Linked DNA regions of Homo sapiens: region 2 is linked to region 1. A link is a loop called in an ENCODE intact Hi-C map of the cell type or tissue named here. Cell type or tissue: MCF 10A. All regions are shown on one strand. Each heading gives the region's core, and the rest is flanking DNA. Links, peaks and the distances in the headings are about the cores only.

What was found. Peaks named below come from ENCODE experiments on the same cell type or tissue, not always from the same donor. Only the 100,000 strongest peaks of a DNase experiment are listed, where the experiment ranks them.
Region 2: it touches region 1 in a loop (5-fold over the local background); 13 of 110 quality-filtered maps call a loop at or near these places.

What each region holds. Positions count from the first base shown.
Region 1 is chr2:127,191,845-127,202,844 of GRCh38, forward strand. CYP27C1 (cytochrome P450 family 27 subfamily C member 1) reads right to left here. Exons shown (of 9, transcript NM_001367502.1): 4 at 9,278-9,487; 5 at 7,532-7,695; 6 at 3,491-3,657; 7 at 1,945-2,023; 8 at 1,250-1,453. Among named protein-coding and RNA genes, the nearest start is that of CYP27C1, 23 kb to the right of the region's middle. RefSeq lists a silencer at 5,109-5,403. In MCF 10A, for the core only: a CTCF peak has its summit at 6,128 (motif pointing right); a DNase peak (open chromatin) is centred at 6,147.
Region 2 is chr2:127,300,828-127,311,827 of GRCh38, forward strand. MAP3K2 (mitogen-activated protein kinase kinase kinase 2) reads right to left here. Exons shown (of 17, transcript NM_001371910.2): 16 at 7,758-7,935; 17 at 1-6,977. The coding sequence ends at 6,752. Among named protein-coding and RNA genes, the nearest start is that of ERCC3, 12 kb to the left of the region's middle. In MCF 10A, for the core only: no CTCF peak of the experiment used is centred there; a DNase peak (open chromatin) is centred at 5,564.

The DNA.
Region 1 (11,000 bases), core at 2,096-10,095:
AGGTGGGATGGCCACTTGGTCCCACCAGCCCCACCCCAGCAGAGTCTCATGGGCCACCTGTGCCTCCAGAGCCAGCCCTGAGCCAGTGGGGGTTCTCCCCACACCTCGTTCTGTGCCTCCTCCCTGGGCAGTAGACCCTTACCTTCTCCAGCTCTGGTGCCCACCCTGAGCCTGACCATCCAGAATCCCTCTACCCCTCCTCCCAGCCAACCAGGCTTCCCTGGTCCCTTACTCTCCCTTCTGCCCAGCTCCGGTCTCCCAGTGAGCCTGGAGGGGGCACCTGCATGACTTGTAGGGGAAAAGTCAAGACACCTGGATCCTGCCCTGCACCTGCCACTGTGGGACTTGGTAAGTGGCTGTTGCTTTCTGAGCCTCGGTTTCCTCATCAGTAAAATGGGGAGATGAGGTCACCAGGCACTCCCCACATTCTCCAAATGTTCAGGCAACGATGGAGCTCCCAAACTTCGGGCCAAGGTTTCCCGTCGCTGAAACAGTCTTCTCCAACTTGCAGGAGAGGCTAATGGGTGGAATTTTCTCCGCCATTGACTTTACTTTTATAAAATTTCCTTCAGGTGTTATTTAGTTCCTGCTATAGCCTGAATCCAGATACGGTGCAAACCCAGAATTATGTATCTTCACATGTAAGGTGTTCTGTAACAACACCCAGGGCTTCCTGATGTTTCACAACCTAAGAAGCTTGAGAACCACTGCTCTGTGTAAATGGTTGGGTCAGTTAAACAAAGGAGACCAGCAAGAGCACCACTGTGCCTTTCCCGGGGGGGGGGGCTGCTGCTGACGGTGCCTGAGAGGCCAGCTCCTAACTGCAGACACGGCCACTAGAGGTGGAGGCGGGGTCCCCAATCCCCACAGGGCCTCGCTTAGACCTCCAGGGTTTCTCAGAGTGTAGCCACGCGGTTGGAGGACAGGGTGGGCACGGGAGATGGGGAGGCATTTTCAAAGGATATCATGCAGAGCTCTTATTTTTGGATAGGGTCTCACTCTGTCGCCCAGGCTGGAGTGCCGTGGTGTGATCACGGCTCACTGCAGCCTTGAACTCCTGGGTTCAAGTGAGCCTCCCGCCTCAGCCTCCTGAGTAGCTGGGACCACAGGTGTGAGCCACAGTGCCTGACGGCTCTTGATCTTAAGTTTCCAAAACCGTCTTTGCTTTTCAACCTGGAAGTCTTTATCCTGTTGTGCCCAGTAGAAAGAGGCCGAACCCAAAGGCCAACGTTTGGCCTCCACGCCCTACCTGGATCACGACGAGGTGAATCTCCAGTTCTGCAATTCTCCGCCCTATGCAGCTGCGAACCCCATGACCAAAGGGGATGGATCCAAAATTGTCAACTCTATCTAAGTCTCCTTTCCGCAGCCAGCGCTCAGGCCGGAACTCCTTGGCCCGAGGGAAGTTCTCATCCTGGTACGATGTGGCATAGTGGCAAAGGGCCAGCTGGGTCTGAGGAAATCAGGGATGACAGAAAAGGGAAAAGGGGCAGAATCACTCAAGAGCAGGGCAGGGCCCAGAGCCCTAGCCGGACAGTCTCCCGGGGTGCTCCCGCCTGGGGGCCGCCCGGGTCCACTCACACCCAGGATGGCAGCCGCTCCCCCCTTCCCACTCCACACTGCACCCCAAATGTCACTGCAGCCACTGAGAAGACCGTCGAGCCCTTCAGAGACTCCCAGCGGTGACTGGCCACTTCCACACGGCCTGGGGAGCAGGCCAAGGAGCATGGGCTGCCTTGCTGGTGAGCAGTAAGTTTCCAGAGCAGTGAGATCACACCATTCCCTTCCTTTCTCCCAACACCCCATCTTCATCTTAAAATACATGCAAAAGAAAAGGAAACCTATTGATCTCTGCTTAGGGACAAAGACTTCCTGAAGGTAGAAGCAGATTCCAATTCAACCCCGACCCGCAAGGCCTGGCCACCCCCATGGCCCCAAACTCACGCCTTTCGGAATCAGATACCCGCCAATAACCAGGTCTTCCTGGGTGACCCGGCCGTTCCCTGGCAGCACTGGAAACAGCCTGGAAAAGAGCCAGCGGGGACGGGAATGGCGTGGTGACTTTCACAGTATTTTATTGAACGTTCAGAACCCTGGATATATTCCCATTTCCATTAAAAATTCTTAAAAAGTAACACATGGTACATTTTCAACTGAAACATTTTGCAAGGACCTTTGCTGCTTCTTTGTTGGCTTGCTTTACCAGCGAGTATTCTGAGGAATGTGGAAAAGACTCCCAAAGCAAAACATTTGCAAAACACAAAGCCAAGCCTTTCACATGCCATTGTGTTCCCAGGAGGGAAATTCCAAGTTTCTAATATTTTATGTGACCACGGGACCACTTTATCAAGGAATAGTTCATAGGACTTAAGGCCCCATGAAATGCATTTGGAGAAAAGATACTTCGGCGATCGGATTATCTCAGAAAACCCTGAATAAAACTTTAATTGACAAATACCAATAAACCCCACAGCCAGCTGCTTCTTTTTTTTTAATTTTGAGGTTCAACAGCATGCTATATAGGTTGACGGTCATTATCAAGTCAGCTTTGAAAGAATTCTTTAGTATATACTGCAGAAAACAAGCTTTGCTTTTTGTCGCAGCATTTCCTCACAGAGGATGCCGTGTTTGGGGGAAGGGATGTAATCCGTCCCTAATCCCACCTCCTACCCAAACCATCCCCTCAACCCAGGACAACCCACATCCCTCCGGCTTTTCTGTTTGTCAGGAAAGCCCTGTCTGGGAGTAATTGAGCCTCACTGGGTGGCGTCTAAACCCAGATGAGAACATTCACTCAAGAACCATGAGGTTTGTATCCAGGTCTGCAAATCAGCTGAACAGGTCAAACTATTTTCCTAACAAATCGATCTTGTTTCGTGTTATCTTCAGAGGAACAAAGTCAAAGGCCATTGACCCAGGAACATTTTGGGAAACCCCCAGTAAGCCAATTGGCTAAAGCAGGGACAATATTCAATGACTGCTCCAAAGATCTTTTTTCTTTTTTTTTTTTTTTTGAGACAGAGCCTCGCTCTGTTGCCCAGGCTGGAGTGCACTGGTGCAATCTTGGCTCCATCACCTAACTTCAAGCGATTCTCTTGCCCCAGCCTCCCAAGTAGCTGGGACTACAGGTGCCTACCACCACGCCCTGCTAATTTTTGTATTTTTAGTAGAGACGCAGTTTCACCATGTTGGCCAGGCTGCTCTTGAACTCCTGACCTCAGGTAATCTGCCTTGGCCTCCCAAAGTGCTGGGATTACAGGCGTGAGCCACTGTGCCTGGCCCAAAGATCTTTACAGAGAACAAGGATTATGTCGACCCATAAAACAGAATGGTCTTTCTGCTATTCTGACAAGAGCAGAGAAAAAATAACAGTCACGAACATCCTCATCCTGAACAGGTCAGCCGGGGGGGCATTTGGAGGACTTGTTGTGATAGAGAACCAGGGACCTAAGGGACACAGTTTGTTGACGGATTCTGGCGAGCCTTTTACCTCAGGGTTTCCTTAAGGAGAGCTCTGACCAGCGGGACCTTGGGGACATCAGCTGCAGTTGGAACATGCCTTTCCCCTAAATTCTTCACAATCTCCCGGTACACCGTCTGCTGCACTTCTGGGTGCCTTGCCAGGAGGTACACAGTCCAAGACAAGGTGAAGGACGTCTAAGGAGAGAAAGTGGCAGACACAGGCAGGCAGTGAGTAACACCAGGGACTGAAACAGAGGCGGTGGCAGGTAGGAAGTCCCCTGGGAATACACACAGCACAAAGTCAAACTCATCCAATTCCATATAGCACCTAATGTCTTACTAAAAACGAAAGACTGTTTCCTTAATTCATGGCAAATAAATAAATAAATAAATAACTGAACGTATTTGGCAAGTGACATTGACTCTATGATTCATGTGCTCCTGTCATGAAGAGCCACAGGAAAAATGATCCTGGAGCTTTTTTTAATCACTGAAGAGCAATATGTCAGGGATGCCGTGGAGCCTGGAGGATCTGCTGGGACTTTGTGTGACCTTCTTTGCAGGGCTTGCTCGGTGTGTGCCAGAAAGGGCCTCAGGCTGCCCCCCGGCATCCCCAGGATGCTGGGCCCGGCCCACTCTGGCTGCCCTAATCTAGAGATTGGAGTGCACAGGAGATCACTAGTTAGCCATCGTGTCCTGCCTTCATCAAGTAAGGTCCACACAGAGCAAGTCAATAACTCGTCTATGCAAAGCAGTGTCTTTTTTTTTTTTTTTGAGACGGAGTCTCGCTCTGTCGCCCAGGCTGGAATGCAGTGACGCGATCTCGGCTCACTGCAAGCTCTGCCTCCCGGGTTCATGCCATTCTCCTGCCTCAGCCTCCCGAGTAGCTGGGACTACAGGCGCTCACCACCACGCCCGGCTAATTTTTTGTATTTTTAGGAGAGACAGGATTTCACTGTTAGCCAGGATGGTCTGGAACTCCTGACCTTGTGATCTGCCCACCTCGGGTCTCCCAAAGTGCTGGGATTACAGGCGTGAGCCACCACGCCCGGTCAGCCATGTCATTTTTTATACCTCTTCTCAAACCTTTCTACTTATTGAAAATAATTGTTTTATTCTCGTAGGTCCCAAGATTTTCGCTAAAATCAATAGTATCATCTATGGGACTACATTTCACTCTCTAGTAAACAAGGAAATGCCACAGTATAAAGGCCTTTCTCTTTCACCAAAAAAAAAAAACTAATTTAAGCAGGCAATATTGATATCATTTTCTTGTAGAAGATATCACGTGTTTTAGAGGGCAGCCCTCTTGTATATATAATATAATGTGCAAGGTCTTATAAATTATAAAAGATTACTTAGATGCTTCCTATCAAGAGAATAGAAAATTTCTATTTAGATCACATTTTTATGGAAAAAATGTGGTATATCCATACAATGGAATACTACTTAGTAATAAAAAAGAATCAATTACTGTTCTATGCCACCACATGAATGAACCTGAGTCATTCTTCTGAGTGCAGGAAGCCAGATGGAAAAGACAGCATGCTATATGATTCCATTCTCATCAATGTTTAGAAAAATGTGGCAGTGGTTTCATAAATGATTCCATCTGTCAAAAATCTGTATCGCATTATGCAGTTTAAATGGAGTTGACTATGCATAAGTTATACCGCAATAAAATCATACTAATTTTTAAAAATCAGTATGAAGTTGTAAGAATTTGTTCCCTGGCTTCTATTGTAGGATGCTAAAAGGAACAGCTTCCTTCTGAATGCCACCTCATTGTGATGTTCTTAGTTACCACCAGGGGACAGGAGGCACAAGCTCAGCGACGAAGCCATTCATTGATTTCTTCACCTTTCAAGTGGTGTCTTAATTTGAGCGAATCCACACCATCACATTCAGGTAGTTAATTAGAATTCTCATTGATTGCATCATTTAGTTTGCATTTAGTTCATATACTTTTTGTTTTATTGTTGCACAAAATCCAAAAGAATAAGGAGTTTATGCTGTGTGGGTTTGTTTTTGTTTTGTTTTGTTTTGTTTTTCGCTTTTACATGCTTAAGTGATATTACAATAAAAATAAAGCCTTGAGGCTTTTTTGCCCCTTTAAGATGTAGGTCTGTGCGGGGCGTGCCTTATTCAAGGCCGGGAAGCACCCGTGCAAAGGAAAAGCTTTGAGATGATGGGCTTGGTTGTTTAGTTTCCCCACCTGTTAATGAAGTCAATGACTCCTACCTTAGAGGAAGCTGTGAGACAGGCAGGGTGTGCGTGCAATGCTTTGGAAACAGCGAAGCGTCACGCAATCTTAATTCTCTCTTTCCACCCGACCACCAGCAGCACCCCAGCCCGCAGCTTCCCCAGTTTCCAGCCAGAAATTTCATTATCTTCCACCCACTGAAAGCATCAGCCTAGCTCCTCCCTGTTTTGCCATTTCCTTTTAGCAAATTTTACAACTGCTTTCACCTGTACCTACACGGCGATCATTTTCACACGTATCCTATTAATTGTATCATATTACACATGTGCTTTTGAAAGGAACTTGGCTCCTTATTCCCCCCGGACCATGCCACCCCCAGCCAGCCAAAAACCCATGTTAACTATCTAGTGTGTTCCCTCCACGCGCTGCTCTGTGTTCGCACAGTCACGGACAGATGTGCAGATGCACACAGCCGGGAGGGGGCGGTGCCGCTGCATCTTACTCACAGGACACAGTATACATGCTGGTCTGCCTCTTCCTTTCCCATCGGATAGCCTGTGGGTTCCCCCCAGGTTAATGGGCAGTGCTCTGTCTCATTCTGATATGAACCCTCCCTGGTCCCAGTGTATCATTGATCTGCCATGCTACTGGGCTCCATTCACAGGGAATTTGTTGATACACACACACACACACACACACACACACGCACTCATCAACCAAACTGCTTTAGTTTACTTTCTTTACACTCTCTTTAGCAGGTTTTGGTTTTGAAGTTATGTTGGCTTTATAGAACAAATTGGGGAGTGAATGAAATGAATTCTTGGCTTTATAAATAAATTCCATGGCCTGGAATATTTTAAATGATAACTAATAAGGTTTTTAATGTCTGTACCCTCTTCATGTATGAAATTATGAAACAATGACAAAATGTTTACAAATCAGGAATGATTTGTAAACTTTAAACATTTATTATCATTTTGTGTGTGTGCTAATGGAATTTTGGTTATGCTTTTCACAGAAATCATTATGCACCTTACATTTAATATACAATCATGCATCGTATAGTGATGTTTTGGTCAATGATGGACCCAATATACAATGGTGATCCCATAAGATTATAAAGCCACATTTGTACTGTAGCTTGCCAATGTTTAAGTATGTTAGATACACACATACTTACCACTGTGTTCCAGCTGCCCACAGTATTCAGTACAGTAACATTCCGTACAGTTGTGTAGCCTAGGAGTAATAGGCTCTACCGTGCAGCCTAGGTATGTGGTAGGCTACCATCTAGGTTTGTGTAAATACACTCTAAGATGTTCACGCAATGACAGGACCACCCAACAACGCATTTCTCAGAACAAATCTGCATCATTAAGTGAGGCGTGACTGCATACACAGAGTTTTCTCCTCCTGGAGCCCCCCAGCAGTGCAGCAGGCCTAGTACAAACATGAACAGTGTGCTAAACAAATCTGCCTTAAAAGTAGACAACGGCCAGTCGCAGTGGCTCATGCCTGTAATCCCAGCACTTTGGGAGGCCAAGGCGGGTGGATCACCTGAGGCCGGGAGTTCGAGACCAGCCTGGCCAACATGGTGAAACCCCCGTTGCTACTAAAAGTACAAAACATTAGCTGGAAGTGGTGGCGGGCGCCTGTAATCCCAGCTACTCTGGAGGCTGAGGCAAGAGAATCACTTGAACCTGAGAGGCAGAGGTTGCAGTGAGCCGAGACCATGCCATTGCACTCCAGCCTGGGCAATAGAGTAAAACTCCATCCTCCCGCTCCAAAAAAGTAGACAACGTCCATGAGGTGATGAGGAAGGGGTTATCGTGTGTTGCTTGCTGAGAACAGGACCCCCAGACTCACCGTGTCGACGCCGGCCAGCAGCATCTCAGTCACGTTGGCGTAGATCTCCTGCAGCGTCAGAGCCTGGCTAAGGAAGAGGTATGTGAGAAGTCCCCCGCTCACCCTCCGGCCTCGGTCCATTTGGTACTGTATGTCCCTCAACTTGTTGTCAACATGAATTTGGCCTGTTTGAAAACAGTATTTCTTTTGAAAGGAGTTTGGGTTGAGAATCATCTTTTCAGTCTCAAAGCCCTCTGTCCTCCCAGTAGCTTAACTAAACCAGTGGCAGGTGACAGAGGGTAAGGAAACCCAATTTATCTAACGTCAACCTGGGAGTTTCACTCATACACTTGCTTATGTAAATGAATGAAAAGTTAAAAGACAAGCTAAACGTATCTTCCTTTTTAAAAATAAGCTGTAGGATATTTGCAGATGTTTGCTTTACTAATCCAATAGCCAAATAAATTATTTATATAATATGAGTAACAAAATGCAAACTCTTTTATTTTTTTCTACCACACTTTCAGAAGAGAAAATGAGTGGAGGGGAAAAGGCCACACATTATTATCTGGGATGTTACCATACAGCACAGACTTCAGGACTTCTATATTCAAATAAATGTTGTGGTTGTTGTTGTTTCCTTAAGACAGAGGCTCGCTCTGTGGCCCAGGCTGGAGTGCAGTGGCAGGATCTCGGCTCACTGCAACCTCCGCCTCCCGGGTTCAAGCCATTCTCCTGCCTCAGCCTCCCAAGTAGCTGGAATTACAGGCACGCGCCACCACGCCCAGCTAATTTTTGTATTTTTAGTAGAGACGCAGTTTCGCCATGTTGGCCAGGCTGGTCTTTAACTACTGACCTCAGGTGATCCTCCCACCTCGGCCTCCCAAAGTGCTGGGATTACAGGCGTGAGCCACTGCACCCAGCCTAAATATTGATCTTGAAAAGACACCATGAAACACTTTATTCAGTGTTAGCATTGCTCTAGAACATTGTTCTAAGCATTTTGAAAATAATTTCTTTATTTTTGGCAATGCTTTTATAGTAAAAATTTTAGTCACATAAGAAAACAAATCTCTTTGTAATCTCACCTTGGATTTGAACAAAAATTGTCACATTCAAATGAATGTGCGTGGACCTGAAACTCTACATTTTAAGCACTGACCAATTTATTTGGAGTAAAGACATCATCTTGCATGGACATTTACTTGTACCTGTCCCTGCTAGCATGCTAGTGAAAATAAAAATTATTTTAAAATGAAAAAACTGATCATGTTACCTGTAGTCACAACCCACATGCTTTTTGCTTCTTTGAAAAACAAATCCATGGCCAGGCGTGGTGGCTCACACTTGTAATCCCAGCACTTTAGGAGGTCAAGGTGGGTGATCACCTGAGGTCAGGAATTCAAGACCAGCCTGGCCAACATGGTGAAACCCCATCTCTACTAAAAATACAAAATAATTAGCCAGGCATGGTGGCAGGTGCCTGTAATCGCAGCTACTCAGGAGGCTGAGGCATGATAATCACTTGAACCTAGGAGGCAGAGGTTGCAGTGAGCTGAGATCACACCACTGCACTCCAGCATGGGCGACAGAGCCAGACTCCGTCTCAAAAAAAAAAAAAATCCAAAAGTTATGGGTCCAAAAACTAACACGTGACTACATCTAGGCATCCTCTGCTATGGTCACCCATTGTCTGGATGAGAGTTAGACACACAACACGGCAGGTCAACCTGCTTCTGCAAAAGGTGCTCTCAATTCTTCTCTTACTGAATTTGAAGAGTCCATCCCAGGACCTGCAGAATTCCCGCCAGGGCTTTGGGATGAAGGGGCGAAGCCATCTGGGGATGGCGCCTGCATACATGGAGGTCTTGAACATGCTAAACATGAGCTCCAGGGCCTCGATGTATTCCACAGTCAGCTGTGGGATGCTGTTTTCCAGGCAGCCCAAACGACTCTCATAAAGGATGGTGGCCACTCCTAGACAGGAAAGAGAATTTGAAAACCCTCTTCTAGATTATTTACCATACCAACAGGCAATGTTGGGCCATAAATGCAACTTTCAAACGTGGTCCAGGTGCCTTTCATGAATGAGGCATCGTCCCTCTGAGGATTTCTCTGCATCCTGAACTGCAGGGTGCTGGCATTTAGGGCTGACAGGTGGTGCTGTTGCTGCTTCACCTAAGGAGCCCCACAGCCCTGGGAGGCACAGATGAAGAAGCCCACTCTCTGGAGGAAATTCGAAGACTCTGAGAGTTTAAGTAGCTTGGCTAAGGCTGCAGAGGAGGACCCTGGGACAGATCTGGAGCACAGGTCTGAAATGATGAGCCCTGGGGAGGGGACAATCACCGAGCGTGTCACTGCTCTCCCCCAACACCCTCCTCTCAGGAAGGAGTCGGCAAACCTCACATGGCCTCTCCCTGCCCCACCTGGCCACTGGGGATCGCCTTCCAGCCACTTGCCCAACTTGAGGAATTGAAAAGTGACTCCTCCTGGCCAAAACGCAGAGCCCAGGCCTGGAGAGCTAAAGGCGCAGCAGAAGTGGCCTGGATGAATCCGTGTCGGGCAGAGCTGTGAACTGTATTTACCAATCACTTCTGGGATGATTTTGTTACTAATTTTAGAGAAAATTAACATCAGAACTCTGCAAAGCTAACTTGAGTGAAAGTTGAAGGTAAGCTTTTTTTAAAAAAGATGAGAAAGCTGATAGAAAGTCCTCCAAGATGCATTCTATTTTTTTTTTTTTACACAAACATCACCATGTTAGACCAACATGCTTTTTTTTTTTTTGAGATGGAGTTTCACTCTTGTCACCCATGCTGGAGTACAATTGTGTGGTCTTGGCTCACTGCAACCTCCGCCTCTCTAGTTCAAGCGATTCTCCTGCCTCAGCCTCCCAAGTCTCTGGGATTACAGGTGCCCGCCACCATGGCCCAGTTAATTGTTGTATTTTTAGTAGAGACAGGGTTTCACCATGTTGGCCAGACTGGTCTCAAACTCCTGACCTCAGGTGATCCACCCGCCTCGGCCTCCCAAAGTGCTGGGATTACAGGCGTGAGCCACCGCACCCAGCCCCAAGATGCATTCTTAAGTAAAGAGAAAGCACGGTGCAGAACAGTATGTTTGGTGTACTACCCTTTATTGTTTAAAAATAAAAAGAATATTCACATGCGTTTTTCTGTATGTGCATAAAACATCTCTTGACATATACATGAGAGACTAGTGACCTTTGCTGCATTCAGGAAAGAGGGAGACCTTCACTGAAGCCTTTTTGGTATTGCTATTTGAACAGGAATGTACCACTCATTCAATATGACTAAAAGCTAGAATGAGTTTGAAGTAGATGCCCTCTCAACTTCACTCCTTTTTAAAAATTATGCTCAAACAAAATGTTTTTTTTTTTTGAACATGTAAATTAGTAATTAGGAACATGGCTTCTTGAGTTTAAAAGACCTGAATTTGAAACTAACTTTCTGCCTCTAAAAAGAGGGAT
Region 2 (11,000 bases), core at 1,058-9,057, 110 kb after region 1:
TTATTCCAGGTGGAAAAAATTCTTTGGAAAAGTAAGAATACATCAAATCCATTTTGTAGTCTATCTAATAGAGTTTAAGGTGTAATTTTGTTTCTTCTCCCCTCCAAGTAAAGCTAATGCTAAAATCATCACTAGTTACATATGCTTTTAAAAAATAAATTCTAAAAAAATATTTAAAAAGAAGTGAACTTAAAAGTGCTTTTCGGTATGGTCATGAACTTTACTGTTCTCAACTGCATTAAGGGATTCTCAACTGCATTAAGGGATTCAGAAATTATTTGGGGACAAGTCCTGTACATATAGTAGAAGCAGATACTTCCTTATGTTCCAAAATGTCTATGGCACAAAGCAGACATCAGTCCAGAACCTACTTTTCCTCACAGCTTTGCTGAAATGCCCCTCAAGTCAAACATAAGTTCATAAATGTTAAGACACTAGGAAGAAAGTTCGCCATCAACCTGAGGCATCAGACGTTAATGTCTGTCTATGTGAATCAGTGGTCAAGTGACATTAACAAGATTGGCACATGTACAAGCTTAAATTCATGTCTACATAGTTCCTCAATAGTGGAAGTAACTTCTGGATGTCTAAATGCACTGATCACCTGTCCTTTTCCTTGAAGGATATACCAGAATACAAATTCTACTAGTATCTGCTTTATAATTTTTATACTATTAGCTTACAAGTGGACAGAAGTAACAGTGCTAATTATTTTGGCTATGTGTACAGGGAATATAAAAGCTTTGGTTTAAAGTGATTCTGATAATACAGATTGTGTTACAAACAAGAAGTCATCAGGCAGAAGGAACAATGGTACTGATTTAATGCCTTTGCTGTTATTAACAAAAATACCATATGACTATCAATTAAAATGCACAATTATGAAAAATAAGAATTCTATGAGACTGTATACAGGCAACAGATAAAATCTATTCTTTTCTTTACTGTAGCTATGACTCCTCCCTCATCTTTCTGAAGCTCAACCTTGAATGCTTACAGGACCACTGAAAAAAGAATCTCTAGGCTCCCCCAAGAGCTCATTTCCATCAACAGCTCTGGAAGGTGAGTATGGGAAGATGGGAGGCCCTGATACTTCCCACACCTACCATGGCATCCTGTCCAAACCATGGCAGAAGTCAAAGCCAAGCCAAAGACAACTATAAGTAGGAATAGCTGCTTCACAGCATGCTTCCCCTAGCCAACCAAAAAGAGGTACAAGAGAATTTCCTTGTGAATACTTGGTAAGCTAAGGAAGCTTATTTTGATAATGTTTGGCAGAATTTCAGTTCCAAAAAGTTCAGGAAGAACTATGTAAAATCAATTACTTTCTATTTAAGAATTATATATAAGATTATTTTACATATACACAAATTGAATTTTAATCTACCTTTAGCAACCAAGAGTATGGCAATTTACAATCAATATTATTATACAATCATTTGTACTAGCTACTTCTGGAAAATGTACTGGTGTTCCTACCCAAGGATGACTACACTCACTGTATGTCATCAGTAGGTCATACATTTGAGTTGTTCTTCCAAAACCAGAAACTGACCTAATTGAACACTCATACCTTTCCCCTTCTTCCTTCCCATCCCTGCCTCCAACTCTAACCACACACACACACACACACACATGCATGCAAACGCACACATACATGCACACATGCACACACTTCACAGAAAAGTAACTTTTCTGTGAGTATTACCCAAAATGTTAGCTGAGAATTAAGGACTAGAATCTGCTATCCCTGGATTTCCTACTCACTGTCCTATCTCATTGCCTTAACATTTGTAAACCATGTGAATGACTTCTTTAGGGCAAAAACAAGTATTGTAACTCTACCATGAAAATCATAACTGAACTATAATATGCCAAGAACTTGGACAGTGCCAATGTGATTGAAAATCAAATATTCAACCCAGAAAACATTTACATGTCTCTTTAGAACGAGAATACCTCTTTCTATGCTTGTGTTGGGAATTCATGTCTAGTGGAAGCTGCAGCATGTCTATCACAGACAAATCCTAATGTTTCTCTCCTAACATTTATTTATTTATTTATTTATTTTTTTAAAAAGGAGGTAGAAAAGGGTAGGAGGAGGCAGGCATTAAGAAACATTTAAGGACCAATACACAGTCTAAGGCCAAATGAACTTGTGAAGCCTACTGATTTTGGAAAAAATCTTCATTTTGGTGGGTAACTTGAATTATTAATATAAAATAAAATTAAGGCATACAGAGAAAAGGCACTACTAAAAATTAACAATTGGATTGCTTTTCATTAACATTTAACCAATCTTAAAATTCAAATAAATATGAACATTACATTTGTAAAACAAAGGCCAAACTTAGTAATAAAACAGTATGATCTCAAGGAACTGTCCTGATCTTAGTATAAATAACACTGTTGACAGAGTTCAATTTCTATCAAATGTTTTGGGTATTTTCACAATTTAGACCAAAATAAAGTATGTTTTCTTTAAAAGAGACACTGGGGAAAAAAAAAAAAAAGAACAAAAAAACACTGTTATGGAATAAATGCTCCCCATCACCAGAACTGTTGAGTAGAGGCTGGGTTTTGCAGTAAGAGGGGGTCCTGAGAGAGATGCTATGTGACCTGGTTGGGGAGGGGATCCCTCTAGTTTGGAGATACTTTTACTCTAATCCCTGTTGTCAGTGACATTTCCGTTTATAACAGCCAATGATTACCTAAAATTGCTTTTCCCTTAATAAAAAATAACATTTTAAAACATCATTGCTGAACTTTCAGAGTTAGCGTATGCCATAAAATAAGTAACTGTTTGCCCATGTTCCTCCTAGATTGTGACCTCCTTAAGGATGTTAATTTAGTACCTGACATAATAAGTTACAATTATTGAACAAACAAAGAAGATTCATTCTATTAAAAAAGATAGATTTGTATATTTAATTGACACCAGGTGATTTTATATCAAGCTATCAGTTCCCAGACTCCAAATAAAATCACTGGCACAGAACTTTGCCATAGGCCAAGGAGTCTGCATCTGGCTTGGTCATCCTGCTAAACTATTCACATCTGATTTTATTTTCTAAGTGATTTCACATATCTTATAACAACTCCATGTCAGAAATACTACAGAGCAGATCTGACATATATATGAGCTGGAGTAGCAGAGACTTAGTCTAAAGAAATAGTTTCATCTTTTTAATGCAGTTTCTTTGGGAATAAGGTAAAGACTCTCTCAAGTGAAAGCCAATCCAATTCACTCTGAAATCAAGGTTTAAAATTTTCTTTTACAGTTCAGCAAATGCATTAATATTTTAATTCCTTATATATGTTATGTAAGGGTAACTGTGCCTTTTAAAACTTTCTAAGGCAATAGTCATTTTTTTAAGTTAGAAAGATGTTTTGTAAACAAGGAAAAGTGCTGAAAATTTTCAAGATATTCATACTGAAATTTTCAGTCTGTATACTTTCAAATACATTTTAAATAATTAACAACCCATCAAAATTTCCACTAGTCATTATGATTTTTTTAACCCTTTTATTCAATACAACATTTTGTTTGCAATGTAAAAGATCTTATATTTGGTCCAAGCCTAAGTCATGCCACTTTGAATCTCTCAAGGCCTTAAGTAGAAAGATATTTCCTGAAAAGCACATATAAGACTGCTAGTGAATCTTCTCCAGCACCAAAAAGTCTGCCACTGTCAAAGCAGAATGCATTTTAAAGGCACAAAGTCAGCAGTCTGACCATTTTCCAGCGTCAGCAAAGAAGCATTACAGTATAGAAGAATCAATTGTGCATTTAAGAAACAAAACACATTTAGAGTTATCTTAAAAAGTTCAAATTGCATTTGTTGATCCATATCATTATTAGAAAGAAGAAAAAAACGGAGTGTTATATTTAACTTCCCCTGATAAAGCTGTTTCCTTTCAAAAATTTCTTTTTTAAATTTACTTTTGGTCTTCCATACCCTCCACCCCCACACCTTCAAGCTTTTTTGTTCTAGTAGTTTTTATATATATTAACTTTTATTGTGGTTTTTGGTACCTTCACAACTTGTTTGAAATAAATTCACATCGTATTTTATATAATAACTCTGTAAACTATTAGTCTATTTTTAAGTCTTTACATAAAGAACATTACTTTCCCATAGCTAATAATATTTTTCTTATAAAGCAAAGGCCTTCCACAGCAGTGTTAAAGTAGTAGTTTCTTTTCAGGTGCCTTTATTTTCTATAGCATTTAGAAAAGAAAACAGAGACTGAAAAAAAAACAGTTTTGCTCTGGGTTCTACAGTCTCACCAGATTTCTCTCTAAAGAGCATTTGTCTCATATTGTGCACTGCTGGTTACCCTGACAGACCAAAAACGAGCCAAAGGAAAAGCACAACTACACAAGACAGATATGAAGGAAAAGCCCACTGGTCAAGGACCATGATCTTGCTCAAGTAGAAAAGATGCCCTCATTCATAAAAGATAAAGAAATTATAATAGATCCACACACTTGGGGATTCTTTCTAGAACAAAATTTGGCAGTTGCTTTACCAAGGCAGGGACACCTCATTCTTGTTCTTCCCTGCAAACTGCTTCAATTTTAAGAATATGAGAGAAGCGTTGACAATTAATTTTGTGCTTTGACTTCTTAGACTAGCTAGTGGAATTTCAAATATTCCTACAGGGAATGCTAGGTAGGACCTTGGCACAGTAAACCAAGATCTACCTAACTTCAGAAACAAAGTATCGTAAAAGAGTCCCTAAATAAGCACACCTTTTGGCAGAAAATAAGAATACCTGAGTCCCTTATGAATCCCATGAAAGGGATTCTGGGGCCTCCAGGAAGACTGTTGTTTTCTAGACCTTTAAAATAAAGTACTAAATAAAGTACTAATAAAGTACTTAGCACTTGCTTTAACATGCTGAAAAAAACTGCAAGTGGCCAAATTGCTGATATCTTCATGTTTTATAGTAGCACAATTCTATTAGAGATAGTGGGGCCTTTCCCAGCTGTCTTGTTCCATTTAACAATGTCCTTGCTCTTATTGGATACATTGTACTAGAAATACGTGGCAGCTTTTTAACCTTCCCATTAGTAGTTAAAATTTTGTTTTGATATGCTTTTTTTTTTTTTTTTGCCCAAAATCATGAATTTTAAGGAAAGAATATATAGAGATGGCTGAGTTCAAAAGGCTCAGTGTTCAAATTCAGTTTGTTCCTAAAATGAAGAGTTACCTATGTGGGTGCAATATGCAGCTGGTAAAGTGATTGCTATTTGCTGTTTGTTGAGATTATTCACCCTTGACTTAAAGCAGCAGTATCTGATCTTGTAAAATCCTCAATTTGCATTACATCACTTTCTCTTTGCGACTTCCTTTTCTTTCTTGCATTTACTGCTTTGTAAATAGCTGTTTTCAGTTTATAACTGGGACTGATCTTTACATCAGGGTTTCTCAGCCTCAGCACTTCTGACATTTTGGGAGGGGTAATTCTTTGAGGCTGCTTTCCTTGTGTATTATAATCTATTTAGCAACATCCCTGGCCTCTACCCAATTCATGTTACTAGTATCCCTCCAATTGTGACAACCGGAAATGTCTCTAAGAATTGCCAAATGCCTAGTGAAATCATCCTCGCTCCACTTTTGGCAACCACTGTTTCACATGATACCTGTTTTTTTGAGGTGCTTTAGTATTCTGTGATCCTAAGAACAAGGGTTTCATCTCCTGACATAACACATAAACATTACTAATTGAACTCTTCGCTCCTAAGGGATGTTACCTATGGGGAATCAGGAGCTGGAAATAGAAGATGGTATACATGATTTTGATTATTTCTCCATTCCTTTAATTTTGGGACGTCCCCCTCAAGTAAAACAAAACAAAACTGTTTAAAATACACTAAACACCTAATTTTTTTTCATTATTTCTATTGACTGTAAATGTGGTCTCTTCTACTGCTCACACATTTGATAAGAGTGATGTCCTTTTGTCTTTTATTTCTATTTGCTCACAACTTGACTTTAAAATAAAGGTTTTCCGTGTGTGTGTGTGTGTGTGTGTGTGTGTTTTTAAGCAGAAAGCTATCCCTCAAGGTTTACAGATTCCAGTAACGTGGATCTATTATAGTGTATTTGCTTATTATACTGGTTAGGATTAACAAATAAACATACCTCTCAGAGATTCATATCTTCTATCAAGACTCCTACTGAGCAAAAAGGTTGGTAGACAGAGGTTAGGATCTAAAGAATACAGATATAAGAAGAAACCTATATTCTTTAAGTTGAGTACCTACCCTAAACTAAAGTTTAGGGCTCAACCCCACAAATGAGGATATATTTTAAATACTATCACTAAAAACTACAAATTATACATCATTTTCTTCTCCTTGTTTTCCATGTCTTCCCATCGTCACTGATGTGTCAGTGATAGAGGGAATGACTCTACAATCTTTAGGTATTCCAAATGATTTGTTTGTACTAAAAAGAGTGACTATGTACTAAAGTGCTTTATCTCTCTGAACCACATCAGTACATTATAAAAATTAAAAAAAAAAACTTCAAGTTCTTGTAAGGGAAAAAAAGATTAAATATAAAAAATTTAGGATATTATTATTATTAAACAAATTTAACCAAGAATCAAGAGAAATACTTTCCCTCTTGTCTTTTTTCTCCCCCATCTCTCTTTTTTTATAAAAAAGAAAAGTGCAGTCAGAGAGAAGGTGAATGAATAGATGGGAGCTAGGTAGAGGCACAGGAGAGGTTACTGGCTGCTAGTGATAATGCACAAACATGTGCCTTAAGAGTTCATCAGCTGAAGGTCTCAGTTTGGCCTCTACAAAAATCCGTTTGAGGAAATCTCGAGTATAGTCTGAGACATGAGGTGGCAGCTTTGGGTTTGTTGGCTGAGTGGCGATTTTAAAGATGGCAGCCATTGCTTCAAATTCAGCCCAAGGCGGCTTTTCAGTTAGCATTTCTACCACAGTACATGCAACACTCCTGAAAAGAAACAAAAAGAAATACATTACACAAACAACAACATGAAAGAAAGCTAGTTAGCTAGAAAATGAGAAACAGGCATTAAGTCCATATATATTTAAATATGACTTAATTTCAAGTTCAAAGTTTCATTAAAAAGTTCTAATTTCGTAAAACTAATTTAAACATAAAAATCAATTAAAATAAATTTAATGACTATCACTTAATTCAAACGGTTGGGCAAAGAACATTATTCATCTTATTATTTTTGTTTTATATAATTTCTAACCTGATTTTAAAAATAATTTTTGTCTTTATCTTACAAAGAATATAAGCATTAGAAATCAATTGCCTTCAGGTGCCTAAAATGAATGTCTATTAAAGTCTTTTCTGGGTGGGAAGTAGAAAATGGCCATTTCATGTTCTAACTTAAAATTATAAAAGAATTAAAGATTAAATGAATTATAAGACACTGACAACAAAGATGAAGTACTTTTAAAGGTCTTTAGACAAACAAAGTAACTATTTATTTACTTCTGTAATAGCAAAAAGCTTTTTAATGCTGAGGTTTGCTCACGACAAAATCCTTCCTAAAGAATGGAGGACAGGTTCAAGGATTCTAACTATTTAGTCAATTATAAGCCTCAATAAGGCACAATTAATATAGTGTTAATCTTCGCAATTCTTACGTCCTATTTTGGAAGTACAAAAGATTATTTACATCTGCCTCAGTAATTCAATCCCAGGTGGAAATACATAGGCGGCAGGTGGTTTTCAAGCAAACTTCGTATCAAAACCTACCAGATGTCTGCTTTTCTTCCATAGCCTTCTCCACTGATGACTTCAGGGCTCATCCAGTATGGTGTGCCCGTGACAGACTTCATTCCTGTCCCTGAGAGACAGATGGTCTGAAGCCGTTTGCTGGCCCCAAAATCTCCTAGTTTGACGTTGCCTGTTGAATCTCGCAGGATATTTGCGCCTAAAAATAAGACATTGCCTCATTTCATTAATTTTATTGGCAGTCTCGAATATAGCATAAAAGAACAATGGCAGAGAATTACTTCATAGACTCTTTGATTTGTCCCCAAAGTTAGGCTGCTTTTCATCCTCTGGCAGTAGCTGGCATAATGCTAGTCACACAGGTGGTGCTCATTAAGGATTTGCTGCAAGAACACTACATTTTTAGGTCAGCTGTGTGTTTAGGACCTAGGACGTTTCTATTGAAAAGGACTGGTGCAGGTTGGAGGTGGGGGTGAAGAGGAGGAGAAAGGGGAAAAGGGCTAAGAATGAAGCTCAGTGAAGGACCAAGAAAGCCCCCAGTTTCTCTATCATAAAGCAAGAAGCCCATGGATGAAGCTTATTTCCCTGAGAAGTCAGCCTTTTCTCAGAAACTTCCTTAGGGACCTTCAGAACAAAAGCATTTTCCCCCTCTATTACTTAAATTTAGTTACCTTACATTTTAGAGTTTTCTTAATATTGAATCTTGCTTTATATTAATTTTACTTCCCAATTTCTAATATTTTAAATGTCTCATAGGCAGGCTTTGAGCTTTTCATTTAAAATTTCATTAGCTTTTATAATAAACTTTTTAGATAGCTTCAGATTTACAGAATTATTGCAAAGACAGTATAGAGAGTTCCCATATACCCCCACACCCAGCTTCTCTATTACTAATATCTTAGTATGGTACATTTGCCACAATTAATAAACCAATACTGAAATATTATTAACCAAGTTCATACTTTGCTTAGATTTCCTCAGTTTTTCCCTAATATCATTTTTCTGGATCCAGGATCCTAACCAGGATCCCACACCATATTTAGTCATCGTGTCCCCTGAGGCTCCTCTTAGGTGGGATACTTTCTCAAATTTTCCTTGTTTTTGATGACCATGACATTTCTGAGGAGTACTGGGGTCAGGTTTTTGTAGAATGCCCCTCAATTAGGATTTGTCTCATGTTCTCATAACGGGGGTTGTAAGTTTTTTGGAGGAAGACCGCAGCTAAACTGCCATTCTCATCATACGATATTAAAGGCACATAGTGTCAACATCATTGTTGATGCTGACCTTGATCACCTGGCTTAAGATAGTGTTTGTCAGGTTCTCCACTGTAAAGTCATTCTCCCCCACCCTTTCCGTACTTTGGAAGAAATTCGCCACGCACAGCCCACAATTAAGGAGTAAAGAGTTATGCTCCAGGCTGAGTAGCTACATAAATTATTTGGAGTTATGCTGCAGAAGAGATTTGTCTCCCCTCTCCCACATATTTATTAAATCATTCATTTGCATCACTATGAACATGGATATTTGTTTTATACACTGGGTTATAATCCAGTACTACTTTATTTGCCTGCTATTTATCAGTTTCAGCCACTGGAGTTCTTTCCACTGACTCTGTGTCCCTTTGCCATACCCCCATCATTGTATCCTTGGCTTTTGTTTTGGAGCACTTTCTTGCTTTCTGGCATTTGAAGATGCTCCAGGCTCATCTTGTATATTTCCTGCACCAGTGCTAGAATCAGCCATTTCTCAAGGAGGCCTGGTTCCTTTTAGTGGAGAATGGTATTAAAAAAACAAGATATTGGCCAGGTGCAGTGGCACACACCTGTACTCCTAGCACTTTGGGAGGCAAAGGTGGGTGGATCGCTTGAGCTCAGGAATTCAAGGCCAGCCTAGGCAACGTGGTGAGACACCATCTCTACAAAAAAATACAAAAAAATTAGCTGGGCATGGTAGCATGTGCCTGCAGTCCCAGCTACTTGGGGGCTGAGGCTGAAGGATCGCTTAAGCCCAGAGGGCCAAGGCTGCGGTGAACTGAGATCATGCCACTGCACTCCCGCCTGGGTGATAAAGTGAGACCCTGTCTCAAAAAAACAAAAACAAAAAACCAAGCTTGGGCACTAGGCTCACTTGTTTTTTATTCTCTATTTTCACTCTTATCATTTTAAAAACTCTATTTTTTCTGGGATTATAAATCTAGTTTCCGTCTTTTATAAATCATTTCTCTTCTCATTTTTTTCCACATAGCCCTCATTACTTTGGACCTTCTCATTTTTAACTTTTTCTTTACCTATTCTTAAATAAGCCATTTATTTTATTATCTAATTTTAAAATTTTACTTCAATTCTTATTTTTAACTCTTCCATAACCTTAACCATATTTTATATTACAAAGATTCATTTTCTTGGTTCTCTTACCCTTTTCTTAAAAAACGGTCTCTAAGAAGGAGACTGAATAGTGGAGAAAAGCTACCTTACAGACTGGAGAGGATAAAGAGACCCCACCCCTATCACGGGGCTTCTGTACCTGTCTTTCTGTTCTACCAGCAAATTCCCCAGTCTAGTCAATGATGGTTCCCTAAAGCCTCTCTCCAGAGGAGAGTCCAGGGTCCATTCTCTGCACACCTTAAGTGTAAACATGCCATGACATTAGTGATCTTCTGAAAGAGCACTGTCTAACATTTCCTACCATCCAGTACTTTAAGAAGGAATGTCAAAAAAGCCACCGTCTCTAGAATACTTAACCAGTGGAAGGACAACAAAGCCCATTTTTTACTGGCTACAAGCAGGGCTCTGATAGGGGAAGGAACAGTCCAAGGCAGGTCACAGACAGGGGAAGCTGTCTCTGGGGCGGAATCACCAATATTGAACCAATGCTTATCCACAAGAAGGGCGGAGGAGAAAACGGGTAGCCAGGCTCCAACAGAAGTTTCTAAAAACTTATTTTGGACATGTTAAAAATAAGTTATTAAGGAGACTTTTCAGACATACACAAAGGTAGAGCAGCATGCGCAGCCATCACCCAGCCTCAACATCCATCTGGACAATCCTGCCCCAGCCATACTGCCAACCACTCCCCCTCCCCTCTCTAGGATTTGAAGCAAATTCAAGATGTCATGATCAACAAATGGTTCAGTACATATCTTTCAAAGATAAGGACTCTTATCACACCCAAGAGGATGAACAATAAATTGTTAATATTATCAAATATATAGTCGGTGTTCAATTTGTTACATTAAAAAAAACTAGAATCCAAATGAAGTCC